Regions from separate parts of the Homo sapiens genome. Here region 1 is linked to region 2. Evidence: chromatin contacts called from ENCODE Hi-C or POLR2A ChIA-PET data. All regions are on one chromosome and are shown on one strand. The core of a region is the stretch at or near the end of the contact, and the rest is flanking DNA. Distances in the headings are between cores, read along the strand shown.

Region 1 (6,767 bases), core at 1,472-3,971, 64 kb after region 2:
GGGTTTCACCATGTTGCCCAGGCTGGTCTCGAACTGCTGACCTCGGAATCTGCCTGCCTCGGCCTCCAGAGTGGTTTTTTTTTTTTTTTTTTTTTTTTTGAGACAGAGTTTTGCTCAGTCACCCAGGCTGGAGTGCAGTGGCGTGATCTCAGCTCACTGCAACCTCCACCTCCCAGGTTCAAATGATTCTCCTGCTTCAGCCTCCCGAGTAGCTGGGACTACAGGTGCGTGCCACCACGCCTGGCTAATTTTTTGTATTTTTAGTAGAGATGAGGTTTTACCGTGTTAGCCAGGATAGTTTCGATCTCCTGACCTCGTGGTCTGCTTGCCTCAGCCTCCCAAAGTGCTGGGATTACAGGTGTGAGCCACCTCGCCTGGCCTCAGAGTATGTTTATTTAAGCCACGTCTCGCTCTGAATTGAGAGGAAAAAATAAAGATATAATTTCCTGGATAGCAGAGCAGGTATAAGCATCCCATCTGTTCTTCCTGGTCATCATCCGGCTGGAAGGATGACGCAGTTCTGGCAACTGAAAGACCATCCTTTGCCAGAGGAGGACAGGCCTCAAGTCTGGTGGAACACCTGAAGCTTGAAGTGGACCTCGTTCCCCAGATATGGAAGCTGGGGCTCTGGAGCCGCCTTCTAGGGCTGCGGTAAGAAAACACCACAGCCTGCAGGGCTCAAGCAACAGGGATGTATCGTCTCCTGGTTCTAAGGCCAGAAGTCCGAAATCCAGGTGTTGGCAGAGTTGTCTCCTCCTGAGGGACATTCTGTCCCAGGCCTTTTCTCCGGCTTCTGGTAGCTTCAGGCTTGGCTTGTAGATGTCTATCATCTCCCTGTGTCTTCACATCGTCTTCCTTCTATGTGTGTTTGTGTCCAAATCTCCCCTTTTTATAAGGACATCAGTCACACTGGATTTAGGGCCCGCCTTAATGACCTCATTTTAGCTTGCTCGTCTGCCAAGGCCTTATCACCAAATAAGGCCACGTTCACAGGCACTGGGGGTTAGGACTTCAGCATCTTTTTGGGGACACAAGCCACACCATAACAGGCTTTCCTTGAAAAGAACAGCTCATGTGTTGATACAGGGCTATGGATTTTGGCTCCTCTCTGCCAATATTTTCTAAGCGTAGCAGCCGAATGCTTGATGAACAAGAGTCAGGAGGACTAGGCAGGTCCTGGCTTAGATCGGCCGCTGTGCTTATTGGAAATCGGGTCTGCACATCTTATAGGATGATCTCAGATCCCTCCTGGCTCTAAAACGGAGATAGCAGACTGATAGTGCAGCTGTGTCTGGATCAGGGTGGCTCCGTCTCCCCGGCAGAGGTGTCTGAAACCTTCACTGTGTCACCTGAGTTGCCTGAGGTTTCTCAGGTGCAAATTGGAGAGAGTGTGTGTGTGTGTGTGTGTGTGTGTGTGTGTGTGTTGGGGTGAGGGAGAGTATGCAATGAAGGCAGAGGAAACAGGCTCTGGCCTAGCTCAGGAGCTGTTGGGTCAGAGATATGGTGCTCAGCGCATCCTGGCTTGAAAGTCTAGTGTTCCAGGAAACCCCTCCGTCCCAGAAAAATCAGGATGGTTGGTCAACCTAAAGGTGGATCAGGACACAAGGAGCCACTCCAGGTTAAGCCAGGCTGGGTGAGGCAGGGTTGGAGACTCAAGACAGATGAGCCGTCTGCTGGGGTAGTGTGTGTGTGCTGGGGTATCACGGTCACGTAGCGGGCAGAAGGCGGCTGAAAGCTAGCTGAACAGTGCAGAAAGGGACGGGGCGCTCATTTCCCCAATTTCTTCAGCCTCAGTGGCATTCCCTTCCATGAGCCTCGGGGCAAACCCCTGAGCTCTTGCGCTCTGGGGTCTTGGTCTTCCCGCCTTCCTTCCGGCTGGCTGGTTCTCTTGCTCTTCTTGGCTCAGTCTTCATCACCCCCTCCCCTGCTCAATGGACAGCTCCCTGTAAGGCCTGCCCACGCCTCAGGGCTGTGCTTCTCAGAGGAGAACTCCCTCCTGCTCTTTTTATAACAGGGACTATGTTGTAGTCCCTCTTTTCCTATCCCGAAATGAAATTCCTTGAGAACGTCATACATGCTTCCATAACTTAAAAAAATTAAATTACCCTAAATGTCTTCTGAACAAGCAATGAAAGAAAAGTAATTTATAAGAAATAGCATGCATTTCAACGTGAAAATGCCCTGGCAAGACTACCCTAAAAGGAAAACGCCCCGGGGTGACGGTTTAGGAAGCTGGCACCTTAGAGCCGCACAGGGAGAGGATGCTGCCCACCGCTCAGGGGCCAGGCAGCTCTCCAGGCCCCGTTCCCCTGCGGCTTGCTCAGCCGTGGGCTGCAGGGCACTGCTATGCCTACTCCGAACGTTTCTGCACCAGCGTTCCCGCTACACCCCGCTTTCTTCCTTACCCCATGTTTACTGGAGTTGTGAGGTTTAGGCCACACTTAGGAAATCAGGACAAAGCCCCATTGTTCTGCATGTTCAAGGCCCTAGCAGAGGATTTATTTGCGACCCTGGGACCCACAACGGCACAGAATCATCACGTGCCTGGGACTGGCCTCCCCTGGCCTTGTCCTGACTTGGAAAGTCGTGGCAAGTGACGGATCTCGCTGGAGCAGCGCTTGTTTTGCTACATAGGAAGCAGCTTGAGCGAAGGGCTGATCGCCTGCCTCTGGGAGCAGAGCTCTGAAGGCGTGAGGCAGGCTCGTCATGAGCAACGCCGCCCGCTTTTCCAGCTGCTGTGGGATGCAGGGGCACGTGGCGGGTGGGCGTTGTCCTGCCTTCTCTGCCTTCTGGGGCATGAAGGAACCGGACAGAACTTGGAAACATGCTGTAAGGGGGCATGGCTGCACTCTTTCCATTCTTTTTTAGTTTTTTTTTTTTTGGTGGTGGTTGTCTTGTTTTTTAGAGATGGGGTCTCACTACGTTGCCCAGGTTGGAGTGCAGTGGCTCCTCATAGTGCAGTCATGGTGCACTACAGTCTCGAACTTCTGGGCTCAAGTGATTCTGATTCTCCCACCTCAGCCTCCTGAATAACTGGAGCTCTGGCTTCCCATTCTTTTTAATACACCCCCATGGCTAGGAAAGTGCCCTCTGCGCTGTGTTTGTTCATGGTGGAGTACATCCAGCAAAGTAATCTTGGTTGTTTACTGTTGACTTTCAGCCTTCAAGTCTTGTGAGGACTTAAAGACGGAGTTTTGCTCGTAAGTGAAGATAATGACCAGTTTCCCTGGCTTATCTATCTGGCATGACCGGGGCAGTGTTTCTGATGTATAAACCCATGCTCTTCGGTGAACAGAGCCCCCAGTTTAGGATTCAGGCTGACAGAGATTACTTCCTATTCCATCTGGAAAGGTCAAGCATGCTCCTGCCTCGTGGTGACAAGCTGGGAGCTCCAGAACCCGTGTTCTTCCAGTGGAGACTGTCCTCAGCTTCTGCAAGCGGAAATGCAAAACCAAATACCCTCCCCTCAGGCTGCAGTAGGAATGAGAACATATTAGAACTTTGCTGTAGTTCTCATCATTGGCAGCTATGTCAGGGACAGCTAGAGGCATTGATAGGCACTTTATAAAGATATGGCACTACAGCATTTAAGACCATTGGTTGCAAGTATTAGTTTCAGCCAAAAAGGGTACACATGACGAGAATACAGGGATCATTCACAGACCAAAGGGCAAAAATAGAACTGAACCCCAGGAAGGAGCTGGAGCTGAAACTGAACCCCAGGAAGGAGTTGGAGCTGAAACTGAACCCCAGGAAGGAGCTGATGTGGCATGGATTCCATGGGTTCATCTTCTAGATCTCTCTTGCCAATGCCCTGAACTGTGGGTTATCAAATTTACTGTACACTAGAATCCCTTAGGGAGCTTTAAAAATACTGATGCCAGCCAGGCGCGATGGCGCACACCTGTAATCCCAGCACTTTGGGAGGCCCAGGTGGGCGGATCACAAGGGTCAGGAGTTCGAGACCAGCCTGGCCAATATGGTGTGAAACCCCATCTCTACTAAAAATACAAAAATTAGCAGGGCGTGGTGGTGGGCGCCTGTAGTCCCAGCTGCTTGTGAGGCTGAGGCCGGAGAATCATTTGAACCCGGGAGGTGGAGGTTGCAGTGAGCCGAGATTGCACCACTGCACTCCAGCCTGGGCGACACAGCGAGACTCCATCTCAAAAACAAAAACAAACAAACAAATAAAGAATACTGATGCCAGCTGGGCGCAGTGGCACACGCCTGTAATCCCAGCACTTTGGGAGGCTGAGGTGGGCAGATCACTTGAGATCAGGAGTTCAAGACCAGCCTGGCCAACATGGCGACGCTTCATCTCTACAAAAAACACAGGAATTAGCTGGCCGTGGTGGCATGTGCCTGTAGTCCCAGCTACTTAGGAAGCTGAGGTGGGAGGGTTATCTGAGCCTGGGAACTCGAGGCTGCAGTGAACCATGATTGTGCCACTGCACTTCAGCCTGGGCAACAGAGTGAGACCCTGTCTCTAAATAAATAAATACAGAAATACAGACGCCTAAGCCCTGCTTCAGATCTGCCTCAGTTGGTTTGGGGTTTAGCCTGAGCACTGGGTTTTTTTTAAAGCTCCCCAGGTGATTCTAGCTTCTGCAGATACTGAGACCCACTGTCTTAAACTAGTTTGCTTCTCTGTCTTTTCGTCTCATCTGTCCTGGGGCTCCCAGTCTCTGATCAGTACAAATACTCTCATGCTTACGCCACCCATTCAGCAGGAGGAAAGTGCCACCAGGCAGGCGCTCTTGGAAGTCACCATTGACACAGGGTCTCCCCCCTCAGCTGGGGCCTCAGCGAAGCCCTGAAATCCTGCTAGCTTTTCCCAGGCTGCTCATTTCTCCAGACTTTGTAACAACGATTCCAGACCTTCTCCACCTCTTTGCACTGGATCTAGTTGACAGGCCCCCCAGGCCCCCTTGGTCCTGCCCATATCCACCTCCCGTCTCCCACCCTGCCCCCGGGCCACTGGTCCCTGGCCTTGCCTCCCGACCTGACCTCCTGGTGCAGGCCCCAGAAGTTGCGGTGAGTCGATATCACGCCATTGCACTCCGGCCTGGGCAACAAGAGCAAAACTCTGTCTCAAAAAAAAAAAAAAAAAAAAAAAAAAGAGTCCTGACAAATAAGTTGGTGAAAGCCATGGAGAGAAGCAGTTCCCAGCCTCTGCCCCTTCCACCCCACAGACCAAAGAGCTGCTTTGGTGCTGACTGACATGGGGGCTCCTTCGCCCCACGCTGACTGAACTGGCAGCCACAGGCCTGGCTCCCCAGGGCTGCTTGAGGGCCAGGTAACATCACCTGGATGTGTAGGTCAGACTTTGGCCAAGGGTGACAGTGACTAGACAGAGCTAACAGATTGTTTCCGAACACAGTAGTTTGGAAATAAACCAGCCGTGTTTGTCCCGAAGCTCTGGCCCACGTGCACCCTCTGAAACGTACTCTCCAACCTCCTGTCTGACTCCATCCTCTCTCCTTCCTTCCCTGGGATTGTACCACTCCCAGTAAAATTGACATGGAAACTATTGCTCTAGGTTCTGTGTTTGAGGGAACCCAGCTGCTAAGACATTCTTTAAATGTTGAGATAATCTTGCCCGGTAACTCATAGAAAAACATGGGCCAGAAGGAGGGTGGCCAACGATCCTGGTTTGTCTGGGACTGAGGGCGTCTTCAGGACAGGGACTTTCAGTGCTCATACTTGGAAAGTCTCAGGCAAACCAGAATCAGCCAGCTGCTCTGGCCAGGTGGCAGGAATGCTCTCAGCTGCCACCTCCAGTCCTGCGCTCACTGGCCCTCCAGCTCCCTTCCTTTGTTCCAAGGGATGGTGTCCTCATTCTCTAAACAATGAGGAAATGGGTGTCTTATTGTGAGGCAGCCAGCAAGCCCAGGGCAGTCATTTGTTCAACACACAGGGGCTTGGTGTCTTTCTCTACCAGGCTGGGTGCCAGGTCCTGGAAAGAGGAGGACGAATAAAGGCTTGCACGGTGAAGTCATAGGAGACAATGATGGAGAGGCGCTGCTCAAACATTGAAAATAAAATACGTGTTTCGGTTTGATAGCTTGGGACTGATACTTAAAAACCACCCAAGGCAGAGAAGGTGAAGGGTGTTGGGAGGCTGGTGCCTCCTTCCTGGTCAGTACCCGGGGCTTGTGAGTGATGGCCTTGCTGTGCCAGAGAGGCAGGGAGGGGCCTGCTCTACTCACCAGGCTTTGTTATTGTAAATTCCAGAAACCAGCAGGGGCCACAGAAAATAGGGCATTTGCTTTAATGGTGGCAAAGGGGACAAAATGAGGGAAAATGTGCACACTTCTTTTTTTTTTTTTTTTTTTTTTTTTGAGACAGGGTCTCTCTCTGTTGCCCAGGCTGGAGCCCAGTGGCGCGATCACGGCTCACTGCAACCTCCGCCTCCCGGGTTCAAGCAATTCTTCTGCCTCAGCCTCCTGAGTAGCTGGGACTACAGGTGCGCCACTATGCCCGGCTGATTTTTGTATTTTTAGTAGAGACGGGGTTTCACCATATTGGCCAGGCTGGTCTCGAACTCCTGACGTCGTGATCCACCCGCCTTGGCCTCCCAAAGTACTGGGATCACAGGTGTGAGCCACTGTGCCTGGCCTACACTTCTTAACATATAGTAGTAGACTTTCAAGTGATTCAGAATGTTCTGTGCATGATTATCTCACCTTTGGAAATGAAGAAAGGAGAGAATGCAAACATGGTTGTTTACAGACTTCAAGACTATGGTGGTGTCAGCCTAAATAACA
Region 2 (6,645 bases), core at 2,424-4,923:
TTTAAGATCAAGCATGATTTTGTTACTAATAGAGCCTCTGTCCTAACCTGTACTTTTGGGGGTTGACGATACCAGAGTAATTTTTCTGTGCATTTTCTGTGTGTTGGTTTGCCCTGTCTTCAGCAGTGATTATGTATTTCTGTAAGTTAATAGGTCCCTTTGTGTGGGGCCTGCCCCCTGTGTGGAATCATCTCATATGGAGACATGTCCTGGAAGTGTCCCAGAAGCCCCTAGACTTGAGTTTTCCAGACTCCTTGGCCAACAAACACGGCCCTCCCCTGGGGACTGTGGCCATCACCCCACCCTGCAACTGCCTGGCCTCCTGTGGTAGAAAGGGAAGATGAATGATCATCAGCGCTCCATCTGTCTGGATCGGAATGAACAAATCTCTTGCTGCTTCTCCGTCACGACCCTTCACCTTTCTTTCTCCCTTGGCTAGATGGCACCCCTGAGCTTTGGATTTTTTTTTATTATAAGAATTTTCTAACTTGCATATTTGCATTTTGGCCTGCATTCTCAAAGATAATGATGGCCATGACCCTAGCGAGGCTACCACAGGAACCGTGTTCTCCTCAATCGCCTTTCCAGGGAGCTTTCTTTCCCTGCACCGTCAGTGCCAAGGGAGGCTGAAAATGCAGTGACTGTGGGTTATATACTGTGATGGCCCCAGAAGGGCTGTGACTCCATCACCTCCTGTAATCCTCACAGGGTCCCCACTCATGAGAAAAGGGGGAGGCTTCTAGGGGTTATGGATAGTCCCCAGGTCACACAGCTGGTAAGACCAAGTCCATTGTTGATCTGACTCTGGACGGAAGGGAAGGGCCATCTGGTCTACCTCATCACCACCTCCCCAAGCCATGGGAACCACCCTTGGGTAATTTGGGAATCTAGAAAAACAGCCCTTCAGTAAGGAATGTGAGTTACTGCACCACAAGGTGATTGCCCCTACTAGTAGAAACCTTACTACCCAGAGCTCAGTTGGGTTTCATGACCCCAAATTAAATGAAATATAATACAGGTAAACAAACTTTATAAAATTATTCCAATGCTTTAATGCTCTGGCCTGGGGACCTAATTACTTTTATTTTATTTTGTTTTATTTTTAAGATGAGAATCTCGCTGTATTGCCCAGGCTGGTCTTTCAGCCTGGCCTCATGCAATCTTCCCACCTTGGCCTTCTAAAATGCTGAGATGACAGCCTTATGCCACCATGCCCAGCCCTCTAGCCAATTTTCAATAAACATACTGAATTTTCGTAATATAGTGTCTAACATTCTCTACTGTGCTTTTAAAACCAGTATTCTCAAAACAGCTTATTTTATTTTGCTCGAGACAAGTGTGCATTATCCCTTTTTGCTTCCCACAAGAGCAAAAGCTTAAGCATTGTCTTCCCTTCACTTCCTGCCAGCGCCCCATCATCTCCATCTGCTGGGGTCACCGGGATTCGAGGCTGTTGATGGCATCAGGACCAGCCCTGTACGTGGTGCGTGTGGAGCACCGGGTGTCCAGCCTGCAGCTGCTGTGCCAGCAGGCCATCGCCAGCACCTTGCGTGAGGACAAGGACGTCAGCAAGCTGACTCTGCCCCCCCGCCTCTGCTCCTACCTCTCCACTGCCTTCATCCCCACCATCAAGGTAAAGCCCTCCACCCCTCCCTCTTCCTCCTCCCTCACCTGTGCTGGCTCCCCACAGAGCCAGGGCAGAGACAGGTGAGGGTACCAGAGTGAGCACATGGGGCCATGTGCAGCTGTGCAGGATCCTGTCATGTGCTGCCAGGTCTGCAGTCTGTCGAAGCATCATGGTCCATGTCCATGAGAGATTTGCCCTGTGTGGTGGCTGTTATCTTTCTCATGGCAAAGCTGGTATTCCTGGACTTCTGTGTCCCTCTGATGATCAAAGGAGTGACCATTATTCAGCATTTCCTATATACTAAGCATTGCACCAGTTAATTTTTAGAAATCTGTCTTGTTCAGTCCTGACTTCCTGACAGATGCCATTATTCGCATTTAAGGAAGCAGGAAACAAGTTAGGAGAAGTTAAGTAACTTGCTCCCTAGCTGGTTAGGGGGACAGTCAGGATTAGACCCACCCCAGTTCTAGGGCCTGCTCTCAGCACTGCTGAGGAGGGCCACTCCAGCCAGCACTCAGCGTCAGCCACCTTTTATACCAGTGGGAACTCTAGAAGGTAGCATGTAGAATGCATCTGCCAGTTGCTGTTCAAGTGTGGGTCCCCCTAACCTTGGGTTTTCCCAAGTGGTTCTCTTTTATATTCTGTCTCTCTTCTTCTGAGTAGCAGACCCATTTGTTGGTTACTTTTTTCCTGAAACATCAAAGTTTTAGAATCTGTTGGGTTGTTTTTTTTTCCTAAGTTGCCTTACACTATTGATTCTACACGAGCAGATCTCAACACCGGTGTATTATATAGCATTGGAAAATACAGGTGCCCAAGGCTGCCCCTGTGGATCCTGATTTCATTGTCTGATGTGGGATCCTGGTTTAGATATGCTTCGAAAGCTTGCAGGAGATTCTCACATGCTCCTACCATTGCAAACCACTGTTCTACACCACATAGTTACCCTCTTCCCCAGGCCCCCAGCCTGTGCTCTGTCTGGAACAGTAGCGTTTTTAGTTGACCTGCCCCCGTGCCCACTCTCTTTCCCTCTCTCTCTGCCTCTCTGGAGTCCCAGCTCTTCATTTTCTTCCTGTATCCTCCAGCCCCCAATTCCAGATCCGAACAACATGAGAGACTTTGTCAGCTACCCATCAGCCGGCAACGAGCGGCTGCACTGCACCATGAAGCGCACAGAGGACGACCCGGAGGTGGGCGGCCCGTGCTACACGCTCTACCTGGAGTACCTGGGCGGGCTTGTGCCCATCCTCAAAGGGCGGCGCATCAGCAAGCTGCGGCCAGAGTTCGTCATCATGGACCCGCGGACAGATAGCAAACCAGGTGGGCCCCTCACCCGAGGGACTGGGACCTTGTTCTCCTGTGGTCATGGGCTGTTAACGCCTTACACCCCATGCAAAGAGAATGTCTGCTAATGAAACGTGAGCCTGTGGGGGCTAGTGTGGAACATCCTTGAAGCTACGACATTTCCAGAATCCCATTGAAATGAACAGTTCTCTAAATGTACTTTTTGACAGGTTTTTAATCATATTCCATGGGCAGTGGATAGCTGGGCGGTGGATAGATGAACCAGGCAAGGGGAAGTTGGCGCAGTCCTCCTGGGAGTGAGGGTTTCCTCTTCACAGTTACCGAGTATTCATCGAGTGCCTTCATGTAATATTGAGACAACTTGAAAATAATAACAAGATACAGTCCCTACCCTCCCAGAGTGGATGATAAAATTGAAATCAAACCTTCAGCCTCCTACCCCTCCCTAGTCTACTGTTAACTGCTTTTTACCTGATTGCTAATGACAATGTTTTGCTCATCCATAAAGATGTTGGTATGAGTCACCCTTTTCTTCTAAAAACCTTTCCCTGCAGTGATTTTCATTGCTCAGTTAATGTATTCAAGATGCTCCCTGCACATCTCTCTGGGATCCTAGATTGTAAGCTTCAGAGGGAAGGGACTTTGTTCTTTTTTTGTGCCACTTGGTACTAGGCTAGTGTCCGTGCACCCATCAGTCACTGCCAGCTCAGTCTGCCACCTCCCTCTGAAACTTTGCCCATCACCTATGGCAGAACGAACAGCACGCTTAGTCATTGTGCTCCAGACGCTGCCCCGCTGAATCCTGTGGGCCTGGGGGGAGAGAACTGAGTCATCTTTGTGCCCTCAGTGGATTTGGATTTGTTTTCATTAGTTCATGCTTCCTCTCGCCACTTCCTCGCTCCAGTTTACTCTCCTGCCCATTAGTCTGGTCCCTGCCTCTCATTACGACCTGGAGCTAGCATGACCTGTGGCCTGACCAGTCACCCCAAGTCACAGTGTGGTGGGCTTGCTCACTCTCAACTTGTACTCAGCGCTGTACACAGGTGCCCCACCTCTGCCTGCCAGCCTTCATTTGTTCAGCATCGGCAGTGACACTCTACTACCCCTGCAAAACAGCAATACCACTTGTCAATATTAGATATTAGTCCGTTTTTTCTGTCTTTTGACTCGTGACAAGCTAGTACCAGGAACAAAGAAAGCAACTAGCAGAATTGGGGCTGGTAGGGAGGCAGACTGAAAGGAGGGAGAGGACAGATTCAGGAGGAAGGAAGGCACAGTGGGAAAAGCAGGAGAGAGAGAAGCGCATGTTCACGTGGGAGGGAAACATGGTTTCAGGGAAAAGGAGAAGGGCCACCAATGGTTAGAGATGACTGGGGTGGGGGCCGTGGGACAGGCCCTGAGCCCAGGTTTGCAGCAGATGTTCTCACTGATGTCAGTACCTCTAAGGTTACTCCCCTGGGTACAATTTTATAAAATCTGTATTGAGATTAAATGTTGGCGATAACTTAGGTGAAGAGCTTATTTCCTCATGTGTGCATAAATTCTTCACTGAAGAAGACGGACCGGAGGCTGTGCTGTGGAGTACCCAAGGACTGGGCTTGCTTGAATCTGACCCGACTACGCCAAATGCCTGCTCTTCCTTCCGGTTCATGTTTATCAGCTCGTATCAAACACAGACCCACTCATTTGCGCACAATCCTTTCAGGGAATAAGATGTTGTATTTTTATAATTAAAAGAATTAAAAGCTATAAAACAAAGCACATTGACAGATATTTAGTCAGTGCCTACCTTGTGTGGGGTACTTGAGTCTCCTGCTATTATTAAGTAATACCAGGTCATCTCTGCTTTTAAGGAGTTTCTAAACCCTTTTGGGTGATAAGACAATGTAAGCACTTGAAAAGTTTAATTAAAAAGTCAAGATTTAAATACCTGATGACAAAAATAGAGGATATGTCACAAGGCACAATATAACTAATTGCACCTGAATGGCATATATAAACTATTTCAGAGGTGGAAAAGAGTCCCTGACATTGAGAAAACAGGAATTTCTTTTTTCTTTTTATTGGGGGGATGGAGGGACAGGGTCTTGCTCTGATGCCCAGGCTGCAGTGCAGTGGTGCCATTACAGCTCACTACAGCCTTGACCTCCCAGGTTCAAGCGATCCTCCCACCTCAGCCTCCTGGGCAGCTGGGGCTACAGGTGTGCACCACACTTGCTAATTTTTGTATTTTTTGTAGAGACAGGGTTTTACCATGTTGCCCAGGCTGATAAACTCCTGGGTTCCAGTAGTCCTCCGCCTTGGCCTCCCAAAGTGCTAGGAACCACCATGCCTGTCCCCAAATTTCTTATCATTAAAAGCTGATTAACTCATTGAGGCCGCCATATCATTGTTTCTCAAAATGTGTTCCATGCACCACCACCCCCATGCAAATCACCTGGGATGCTTATTTAAATACACGTTCCTAGGCTTACCCTTAGATTACGATTCATTAGGGCTGGGGTGGGGCCTACAAACATGCGACTTAATGGGTTTCCCAGGTGGTTTTTATGCACTAAAGTTTGTGATCCACTGTCAAGTGACTTGGCAGATATGTTCCTCAAAATCACCAGTGTGTATTTTTATACCAGATACCATGAGTCCCAGTAGTTTTTTTTTTTTTCAGACAGGGTCTCACGGTGTCTCCCAGGCTGGAGTGCAGTAGTACAATCATGGCTCATTGCAGCCTTGAACTCCTAGGCTCAAGCAACCCTCCCACTTCAGCCTCCAAGTAGCTAGGATCGCAGGTGTGCACCACCACACCTGGCTAATTTTTTAATTTTTTTTTTATTTTTGTGGAGGTGGGGGCTCCATGTGTTGCCCAGGCTGGTCTCACCTCCTGGATTCAAGATCCTCCAGCACTGGCCTCCCATAGTGCTGGGATCATAGGTGTGAGCCACCATGCCCAGCTGCTTCCCTCCACCACCCCCACCCATTGTTTTTTAAAAGGAGGCAGGGTCTTACTCTGTCACCCAGACTGGAGTGCAGTGGTATGATCATAGTGCACTTTTTTTTTTTGTAGAGACAGGGTCTCACCGTGTTTCCCAGGCTGGTCTTAAACTTCTGATCTCAAGAAATCCTCCTGCCTCGGTCGCCAAAGTGCTGGGATTTACAGACATGCTATTGCACCTGGCCCACACATTTTCTAAAGGAATCTTTAGCCAGAGCTTGCTATAGACTGACTTGTGTTGCCCTAAAATTCATATATTGAAGTCCAGACCCCTAGTGTGAAGGTAGGACATTTAGGGGAGATTAAGGTAAAAGGAGTTCATATAGGTGGATCCTGATCTGATTTAGTTACTGGCCTTAAAGAAAAGAAGGAGAAAGAGATCTCTCACCACGCACGTGCACCAAGGAGAGGACATATGAGGACACAGCGAAAAGACAGCTGTCTGCAAGCCGGGGGCAAAGCCTTCACCAGGAAGCAGGCGTTGTCACCCTAACCTTGAGACTGCTCAGCCTCCATAATCGAATGGACCAGTTATTTAGCGCGTGCGCCTGTGTGTGTGCACGCACGCTTGTGCGTACACACGTGCTCTTGCATACACACACGCATAATACTGGTTTTGTTTTTCTGGAGAACCCTGACTAATACAGATTTTGGATCCAGGAAATGGGTATTGCTGTAACAAATCTCTAAACATGTGGAAGAAGCTTTGGAACTGGGTAATGGA

The links. Hi-C counts contacts between places; a loop is a spot of excess contacts on that map. ChIA-PET counts read pairs that join two places held with the same protein, here RNA polymerase II (POLR2A). Pooled maps may share reads with other maps.
Region 1: a map of endothelial cell of hepatic sinusoid shows a loop between it and region 2 (5-fold over the local background). The contact joins two enhancer-like sites. A Hi-C loop is called at or near these places in 2 of 168 maps with a recorded cell type or tissue (B cell and endothelial cell of hepatic sinusoid) and 1 of 50 pooled maps. POLR2A ChIA-PET finds 5 or more read pairs at or near these places in 2 of 52 experiments (H1 and activated CD4-positive, alpha-beta T cell).

What each region holds. Positions count from the first base shown.
Region 1 is chr6:158,542,795-158,549,561 of GRCh38, forward strand. It overlaps a transcript of TMEM181 not described here. Among named protein-coding and RNA genes, the nearest start is that of TMEM181, 14 kb to the right of the region's middle. RefSeq lists an enhancer at 763-1,057 and a silencer at 5,643-5,937. Within about 2 kb of position 2,722, at least 3 of the 41 ENCODE cell types and tissues checked have a DNase peak (open chromatin) inside an H3K27ac peak, as active enhancers do.
Region 2 is chr6:158,478,343-158,484,987 of GRCh38, forward strand. TULP4 (TUB like protein 4) reads left to right here. Exons shown (of 14, transcript NM_020245.5): 7 at 1,409-1,633; 8 at 2,713-2,947. Among named protein-coding and RNA genes, the nearest start is that of TMEM181, 78 kb to the right of the region's middle. RefSeq lists an enhancer at 1,009-1,510. Within about 2 kb of position 3,674, at least 4 of the 41 ENCODE cell types and tissues checked have a DNase peak (open chromatin) inside an H3K27ac peak, as active enhancers do.